Regions from separate parts of the Homo sapiens genome. Here region 1 is linked to region 2. A link is a loop called in an ENCODE intact Hi-C map of the cell type or tissue named here. Cell type or tissue: MCF 10A. All regions are shown on one strand.

The links. A loop is a pair of places that touch in the nucleus more often than their neighbours do. Peaks named below come from ENCODE experiments on the same cell type or tissue, not always from the same donor. Only the 100,000 strongest peaks of a DNase experiment are listed, where the experiment ranks them.
Region 1: it touches region 2 in a loop (2.2-fold over the local background); 5 of 110 quality-filtered maps call a loop at or near these places.

Annotation. Positions count from the first base shown.
Region 1 is chr4:154,462,715-154,467,714 of GRCh38, forward strand. All of the region lies in intron 1 of DCHS2 (dachsous cadherin-related 2), which reads right to left. Among named protein-coding and RNA genes, the nearest start is that of DCHS2, 27 kb to the right of the region's middle. In MCF 10A, no CTCF peak of the experiment used is centred here; DNase peaks (open chromatin) are centred at 2,127 and 2,517.
Region 2 is chr4:154,414,271-154,419,270 of GRCh38, forward strand. The region is part of intron 1 of DCHS2 (dachsous cadherin-related 2); the gene reads right to left. Among named protein-coding and RNA genes, the nearest start is that of DCHS2, 75 kb to the right of the region's middle. RefSeq lists enhancers at 1,924-2,143, 2,431-2,932. In MCF 10A, no CTCF peak of the experiment used is centred here; a DNase peak (open chromatin) is centred at 2,641.

The DNA.
Region 1 (5,000 bases), 48 kb after region 2:
CATTAAACACTGGGATAGAGGGGAAAACATTATCTAATAGATTTAAAATTTATACTATCCATAGCTAAAGACATAAATGTATAAACCCAATATGTAGTAAAAAGACTATGAACGAGAGATCCTAAAACAAGATGATAAAATGAAATAATTGTATACAGTTCTCTACAACTAATGTAAGATTGCACAACTAATATGTATATGCTCAATGTTTAAAGTAACTAGCTAGTTAATTGGGAAAATGACATGAAATGAGAAAAAGCCAAAACCTCAAAGATGAACCATGAAAAAGTAAGACTCTTCCCCATACCAAATCCTCAACCCCATTCCTCAATTTCCTCTGTATCCTTCTAAACATTTTGTTTACATTTATAAGTAGGTGTATACATATGTACATACTTATGTATATACATAAGTATATACATACTTATGTGTATATATATAAGTGTGTGTATATATATATACACACACACACACACAGGAATTTGGAGGGTTTTGTTTTTGTTCTACACCAATGGCAGCATACTATACAACTGCTTTTTTCATTCAGAATATATCAGCACATTTTCTAAATCAATATACATAAATCTACTTCTTTAAAAAATTATATAGGCTTTTTTCCCCCAATATAAGGCCTTAAGATCCCCAACTATTAATTTCCCTATCATAGCATTTTTCCGGGACATAAATTGCATGACTAGAGAATGAACACTTTATTGTCATGAAACTAATTCATACCAAGCCTGACATATTTTTAACAAAACTAAGTAGGAGCATGTAATAAAAACTGTACGCTAACAATTTCAAAACTCTTTAACGAAGCCTCTTTTCATTGATTTCTTGAAGGAGAATCAGAATCTTTTGGAGAACAGTACTGAGCTATTAAAATGCTAATAGAAATGTATCCCTTAAGTCTTAGTACAAATAGTACAGGCAGAGGTCATTAGGTAAACTAAAAATCCTGTAAGCTATTCTCTCTTTTCTCTCTCTCTCTCTCTCTCTCTCTCTCTCTCTCTGTCTCTCTCTCCCTCCTTCTGTCTCTCTCCCCAAACTAAAGTTGATACAATACAACAAATTTTTAAAAGTCAGGGCTCTATATACATCAGCATAGAGACTTCATATAGATTCCATGTGATTTGGATTTTATGCTTAACTCAGAACAAGCTTATTTACTTCTTTACTAAAAAACATGTGTAAAAATAAAAACCATCAATAGTGACTTTGCAGAGAATAGCAAATATTCAAAGAGATAGAATATGATATTTAGTTCCCTATTACCCAAGTAACATCAAAATACAAGTCTATCCGTCCAAAGTACGAGTTGGAAAATGATTGAACGTCAGAATTAACACCTTAATGCCCATGTATTGTTGGAAAACGGCAATGTCACCATGTAAAATGTGTGAGCAGGCAAAATTAGACTGGTCACCAAAAAAGCACCCTCCAGCATGTTAGATAGAGGGGACACTGAATTCCTATAGAATTCAATAAACAGCCATACTGAAACATATCACCAAAAATGCTTTGCGACTTAAGTAGTATTTGCAGGAAAAAAACTTTTCCCTCATTGCTTTTTAACTTCTCTGAGAGAAATGAATGTGGAGTTTGATTCCTACTTTTGATTACACAAGATTCCTGATTAAAGAATAATTTGAGGAAAATTCACAGCAAGAGATAGCTCCAATTACAACCAGAGATCATTCTAACTAACCTGGTATACATTTTTTAAATAGAAAAAAATCAAAATGTGTGCAAGGATATAAAGTCCATTTATATGTTTATGGAATATATTAATATAGAACAGAAAACTAAGAAACTAAGTGATTAAATCCTCTCAGAGGATGACTAGAAAAATTGGACAAAATATTTAAAGAAACAACCCATTAAAGGCACACAGATCTCTCACGTATAGTAAAGATTTACTGGGAAAGGAGTCTAGGTAAATACAAATTTGAAGCAACTTCTTTCCATGGGAACTTACATGGGTTCCAGCAGGGAGAACTAGAGACTGAGGCTGAACAGGATTTGCAATATCCTCTTGGTGCCCAGGCCACAGAGGTTGGTCTTCAGGGCCTACAAAGGGTTGGGGAAAGCCCTGCTGGACTCCCTCACTTTTGGCTGTGATCCCTAAAGGCTGTTCCTGAGGAGTAAAGCTGAACCACAACTTCCGCCCTTGCAACTCAGCTTTGAATTATTGCAATATTTGAGACTGGAAAAGAGATCTTTCTACCTCCTAGTCTCCCCAGGTTTCCTAAAGTGTTAGCACCCCCAGGCAACTGGCAGAAGGTTTAAATACTGTTAAAAAGAGATCATCATCTGCATTAGTTATCAGTTGCTGCATACAACATTATTCCAAATTTAGTGGCTTAAAACAAGATATATTTATCATCTCACAGTTTTGAGTCAGGAATCTACGAGTAGCTTAGCTTGGTGGTTTTGCTTCAGGACTTCCAACAGGCTGCAATCAAGGTGCCAGATCGAGCCGCAATCATGTAAGCCTTGACTGGGTCTGAAGGAGCCACCTCCAAGTTGACTCATCTGACTGTTGGCAGGAGCTTCAGTTCCTCACTGTGTGGGTTCACCATAGGGCTGCTCTCAATGTGCTTCTCCCAGAGGGATCCAAGAGCACAAGAGGGAGTCCAATATGGAAGCCACAATCTCAAAAGTGACATACTGGCCAAGTGCAGTGGCTCACGTCTGTAATCCTAGCAGTTTGGGAGACCAAGGCGGGTGGGTCACCTGAGGTCGGGAGCTCAAGACCAGCCTGGACAACATCGTGAAACCCTGTCTCTACTAAAAATGCAAAAATTAGCCAGGCATGGTGGCGCACCCCTGTAATCCCAGCTACCTGGGAGGCTGAGGTAGGAGAATTGTTTGAACCTATGAGGCGGAGGCTGCAGTGAGCTGAGATCACGCCACTACACTCCAGCCTGGGTGACAGAGCAAGACCCCATCTCAAAAAAAAAAAAAGTGACATACCATTACTTCTACCATTTTCTATTAGTCAGAAGTGAGTTACTAAGTCCAGTTCACCCTCAATAAAGGACAATACACAAGGATTGATGTCGTTGGGGGCTATCTTAGAGCCTGGATGCCTCATCATGCTGGGCCTCAAAGTATTTTTGCAAACAGCTTTTCAAACACAATATCCACATACAATCAAAGGTAACCAGGAATACAAAGAAAAAAGACAAAAAGAAAAATACACTAGAAACAACAGATCCATAAAGCTTCAGATATTAAAGCTGCATTGTCAGACAGAGGCTTTAAAAGCTGTATATTTTTTGTTGCTGTTGATAAGGAAAAGATGATAAATTTTAACAGATAACCGCCCAAAAATAATTAATTAATTTAAATTAATTAAGTTTCAAATTTCTACTTCCCAGCATGCTGGTGTAATTGGGACTGGACTTACCCTTTTGTCATAAACAACTAGAAAACTGGACAAAATATAGGAACTAGCTCCTCTCAGACATCAGAGAACAAGCAAGACAAAATTGTGATCCCTGGGCTGAGAGAAACAAGGTGATTCTTACAATTACCCAGTTTAGAGGCTGAGAGAAGACAGAAGACTCCTGGATCAGAGATGAAAGCCTTCATTACTCATAGCAAAGGTGGTAGCCGCATATCAGCATATTCATATCAATTACCCAAGTCTAAGTTTTAAGGGCAAAATAGATGGCCAGATGATGCCTGCACACAGATAGAGTAGGAACACTGAGCCTAAAGAACCCATCACTTTATAGCAAGCGGTAACGAAGCCAGCTCTTCATCCTGAATGGAGACATTACCTCATCCCTCGAGACCGCTTGCTGAAAATGCAACCCTGATAAATAATCCAGGTAAAGAGTGGTCAGGACCTTGCATTCTTGGCATACCCAGCAAGACATGTAAGACCTATGGGAAAACTGATCTATTCGAATGCTAAGTGCATTTCATCTTAGGTAGATTAGAATGATAGCTCTAAAAGCTGAACTATTTTTTGCCAACTTAAAAAACCAGACTGTTTATATTCAATATTTTTATTAATCAAATGAGACAATTATTCTTAAAGCTAGGTTTTAAGAAACAGAGACAAGACTTTTTGTTTTAGTTCAAGAAATATAGGTAGTGTATTTATACTTCTTATACAAAAGGAAGCTTAAGGTTTAACTAGATTTTACTCTAATTCCTTTTCTATTTTAGCTTCCTTTACTGGCATATAAGTAATACTTGGTCAACAAGGTTCCAAGAGAGCTCTCTTTCCCATATTCACAGGTATTAAGTATTATACACAAAAACTTTCTCAGCATCTGGTACAGTATTTAGTGCAGCATCTATGAAGTTTACACAAGATTCCTGATTAAAGAATAATTTGAAGAAAATCCACAGGAAGAGATAGTTCCAATTACATCCAGAGATCATTCCAACTAATCTGGTATACATTTTTTAAATAGAAAAAATCAAAATGTGTGCAAGGCTATAAAATCCATTTATATGTTTATGGAGTATATTGGTATAGAATAGAAAATAATTTATAAGCTTAATATACAATACACCTGATGGCTGTCAAGTTGTCCTATACTTTGGATAGAGTTCCTACTACTAAGTTGCATATTTAACTTCAGTCTTTTACAAGTGAGCAAGGATTGCCAGGCATGAAATGATACCAGGTTATATTTCCTATTAGCAAAATAAGGTATATCTCAATAATTTACTGTTTTACACTATATTTTAAGTGGCTTTAACTCTAAATACATACTCTATAGCCACTGTAATAATTTAAACATGGAAGCCTATCAATTAAAATTGCTAAAATAATGAAAATATTCAAAAGAAGCATTAGCCAATTCTTGTAAGGAATTTGCAGAAATGTCAAAAGTTTAAACAATGTTTGTAATTTTACCAAGAACAAAGAGGTATATTATGTCCAAGTATAATACTTAATATATTTACATGTTTCTGGAAAAAATGGAATGAAAATAGATATTTGTAGGTTGAATTATAATTTGAATGCATGACGA
Region 2 (5,000 bases):
ACTAGCTCAGTTACTAATCTACTTTTTCAAGATTTAAAACAAAGTACTAACTCAGAGCTTAAATCTAGCATTTCTTTAAACCCAATCAAAACACAAAATGCTTAACACTATAAATTATCCTCCTAGGTTGAGTTTCTAACATTAAAGGAAGCAAAGCAGAAAATTCCCAGAGAGTATAATATAAAGTGAAGACAAAAAATATCTCCATACAGCTTTCTTTTTTTTTTTTTTTTTTTTTTTTGGCCAAGGGACATATGATAACTGCCAAAAATTAGGCCGTAATTCAAGAAGCATTCCTGACATCATTGTACACTTGTTTCTCTACTCAAAACACAAATTTATCACTAACTGTCACTGGACTGCTATCCAACTACAACTTCCCCATCTCATGCATAAAACTATGCTTTTAAAGTACTAAAACATTAATACCCACCAAGATGGGGGATAGGCCTTTTCTTACATGAATATGTAAAAGTTGATTTAGGTATTCGTGATAGAGAAGTGAAAGGAAAGACTGAAAATGAGACCTTGCTCACCTCTTTCCTAAATGGGATACTGCAGGTTATAAGGAAAATCAAGAGTGGACAGAGAAAAGGGAGTTTAGAATGATCTGAACCTGTGTTGGCAGTCATGCCATTGGGGAACACAGCCATTCAACAGTGGAAGTACTTGCCTTCCTTGACAGCTGCTAAGAAGGTGATGCCGCGGCTACAGCTCCCAGATGAGCTCATGTGGGTATGGCAAAAGGTTCACCCCTGTAACATACTGTCCTCTTTAGCAGCTGTTCAACTGCCTAACACATGGCTATTTTCTCTGCCTAAATCAGTATCATTTAGTTATACTACTGAAGACCGGGAGGGACCTGATATAACTGATGCTATTTGCAAATTAATAGATGAGGGAACTAACCATAAAAATTTTTTCAGAAATCTGATACTAATTTGAACAGTATTTTCAATCAATTACAAGGATTCATTTCTAATCTTCTCTCAAATATTGATGAAACATTTCATAATTTGTTTTGACTTATACATAGATTTAATTGCATATACATTTAATTGGAGCCCATGACTCATTAGCAATAGAATTTCCTAACTTGCTCCAAATTTTCAGTAGCCTCAGGTTTCCCAGAGACCCAGCCTTTCTCAGTTGCCATGGATTTCCTGCCTCTGGGGGTGCCACCACATTATTACTTAGAGGCATTCCTACTCCTAAATCTGCTCTTGAATGAGCTGGCATTTGACAGAATTCCTCCTTTTTGGAGAAGCAACCAGAGGCAGTCTGAGATTATTCAGATATTTATCTTTGACTTCCGGTACTGGGGGAAAGACAGAAAGACTTAGCTAAAGAATCTCAAGTAAGCCTGACCTTGGGTACTGGAGACCTAAAGCTACGGTATCTCCAGGTCCCGAGCGTCAGTAAGATGGAGCTAATTAGGAGGAAACCGAGGTCGGTGAGGAAAATGACTATGAGATCAGATTCAGCCCAAAGCGTGGCCAGGAATCAGCTCCACCCAGAGGTCTCCAAAAAGTGGCAGAACACTCTGAGTTTTCTCCAAGGGAATTGATGGACAGACTTGTAGGAAGAAAACATAAATTCACTTAAATAAGTTTTTTACCTCTTCCATTTTATTATTTTTTAAATATTTTTATCTTATATATTTTAAATTCATATTTTATCTTCTATATTCATTTTTATTTCATGTATACATTCACATTTATACACCTGTATACAAAATTCTTGCACGTGGTTTATAAGGAAATAAACATATACTGGAGATGAGTACTCAAAACTTTTATTAATAGGTACATTCAGTCCAAAAAGTTTGAAGGCTGATGCAGTAGAACTGAGATGAGCACAAGAGAAGGGGTAGGAAGAGGGCGCTAAGTCAAATGGTCATGATCAGCTGTCTGAAAGTTGGGGAGATCCCACAGGAAGAGAGCCCAGAGACGGGGGACAGGATAGGCCCCGAGGACAGCCTGGAAGGAGGGTCCACACCAGAAACAGAGGAGCACAGCTGCATCAGCCCCGTCTTCTATTTCCTGCCAGAGGGACGCAGTTGACCTCACAGCGCCCCCACCTCGCATCCCAGGATCATTAGCAGCTGACAGCGCAGGGAGGCTGTGTTTATCCAACATCTTTTCTTTTTCTTTTCCTTCAGGCCTCTGGTGTTATTCCCCACCCGACGAGGAATACGTCTTCCTTCTGTTATTAAATCTTCAGGCTCCCTGAGTCCTGCTCCTATTGTTTCCTCTTTTGTGCCATCTGATCCTCCAAACACCTTGTCCTAGGCTCTAGCCGGACATTTCTGACATCTCAAGACTTGAGACTTTGATTTCTGAGCCCCTCAGATCACACGGTAACTCCACCCACTTTCCTAAGCAACCAACTTGGTACCACAGAAGAGGAACTGGGGAAAATCAAACTGAATAAAAACACTTATAAATAAGCTAGTTTCCCCCTGTGTAACAGCACGGTTTCCCCGGTGCTGCTTGTTTAAATCTCCGAGCTGGCGGCGCCAGGCAGGAAAGTGTCTGCTCCAGCTCCTCGCTGCACCTTCCTCACATAATCTTGGCGAACGTTCACATTTCCAGTCAGCGTGGCTCATTTTATTTCCCAGATGTTTTTACACTCCGAGGCCAAAACTAACACGAAATCGCTCCTTTCCTGTCACCCCCGGCCTCTGTCTGTCCCCGTCACTCCCGTCCTCCCATTACCCTCTCCCAGCTGCAGGGATCACGGACGCCAAGCGGCACTATTTTACTAGGAGCTGCAACTACAACCACAGGATCGCGGCGGGGTCGCCCTCTGTGAGAAGCCACACAAACGCGAATCACATGGCTAAAACCACACAAAAACCACCTGTCACCACCTCAGGCCGGTCCCGAGTGTGTGTGTGTGTGTGTGTGTGTGTGTGTGTGTGTGTGTGTGTGTGAGAGAGAGAGAGAGAGAGAGAGAGAGAGAGAGAGAGAGAGAGAGAGACCAGTCAGGGGAACTGGGAGTCATTCTTCCCGTTTACAGTGCAGACTCCCAAGTGCACTGTGAGCACATTTTTGACAGTTTAATGTTCAGGATTAGTAGCCTTACCAGACTTCCTTGGCCAAATTCAAGAACTATTTCCATTTAAGCCAAAGCACTTTGTTATTACTCAACAGTTGTTTTAATTAACTCCCTCAGAGCAACTGTGGCCCCAATAAGCTGCTTCAAGGGAGGGATCTCACGATATTTTTTGACCTCACACGAGAAAAACCTACAAACATTAGTAGTGGACTGGTTAATCTGAGCTGTTTCAGAAATCAAATTGTTTTATGCACTATTTGGGACATGATTATACTAAAAACAAAACAAAAAACTATTCATTGTTTATCTGAAATTCAGATTTCACTGAGCACCCTTTTTCTTTGCTAAACTGAACAATCCTAACATGGCCAGGGGGAAAAAAGTGTCCTGGTTCTGTGAGAATCAGTGTTGTCTTAGGAAGACCTGGAAAACAAAACATAAAATCCTTCTAATAGCAGAAACTATCTTAAAAATCAACTAGGCTTTCAATTCTCTTTCTATATTCTACTACCAGAATATGGTATTTTCTCAACTTTCAGAGAACAAACTAAGTTAATTAAAATTTCTCAATGTTAAGCTTTTTTTCCCAATATTTTTTCTAACCATTTCATCTTTGCTTATTTGCCAGCAAACACCAGTGGATGTCAGAAAAAGTGAACAATCCTTAAATGATATTAGTAGGAAAAATGACCTACCCATTCTTAGTTTGGAAGGTTGCCTTTTTCTGAACAAATATTCTTATTTTTGTAACATTTATATTATATGGTCAAATTTCTGTCGTACAATTATTTCTAGTTAATACAATAATTTTAAATGCACCTGTAGGTCATGGTATTCTTCTAGGGATATAGTTATCAGAATAAATGTGAAAACCAGCAAATAATTGCATGTATTTCTTTCATATTACATATGTAGAACCCGAGGCTCAGAAAACCCATGAATGTGCCCAGAGTTAGGCACATGGCCCCGCTGTATCAGCACTAACGCCAGGTGTCTCAGTGCCCAGCTCACTACCTGATTAAAAACAGGACACTACTTTTCAAATGGCAGAAGCCCCTTGCAAGGTGTCGCCAGCTGAGAGTGCCTTTAATCCACTCACTAAGACTCCCTTTTCCTCTTCCACCATTTAGAAAGGATGATTATCACACCACTGCAGCTAAAACATAAAAGAACATATCAAAGGAATTTGTAAAGTATTTATTAAAAACATTTATTTCAGAAGAGCCAATGTAACAAAATTTTGCTATTGCAAAATTGACACAAAATGCCAGTTGTTCTCCCCTTTTAGATCCATGCACTCTTTTTAGTTAAGCATTTTGTAATATCTCCTTTTCTACCCTGATATAAATTTTTTATGACATCGATATAATGTCCTAGCTATAATATAAAGGGAAAATAAAAGTGATTCATAGTAAAATATCATGTATTTCAATATGTAATTATGTAGGTATGACTACAATAGGAAACACAATGAGATAGATATTTGCACATATTTTTAATGAGTAAGTTTGGAGTTATGAGAAGACACCATTCCATAAGCTTTTGTACATATTTTACAATTTGAAATAAGGACTAAATAAAGCTGTATGCATAGAAAAACAGCATGAATGCTGAACATGAATGAATGCTTCATATTTGACATTTTAAAAGAAAAAACAAGCCTATATGCATGTGTATGTGTGCATGTGGGTGCACATGCAAACACACATGCAATCAGCATGAATGTAATAGCTACAAAAATAGGCCTCCTGAGTAGGTGACTCAATTTAATAGGCAATGCTGCCATCAGTGACGCATTTTGCAAAATGGTAAAGTTACAAATAAAGTTTCATCTTACCTCAGTTTACTTAGTAGTTGTATTCTTGGGTAATTCAAAGTATATAAAGTCAGCACAAAAATTATTTTGTGTGTTTATACAGAAAATAGAGTAAGGTTCTGGA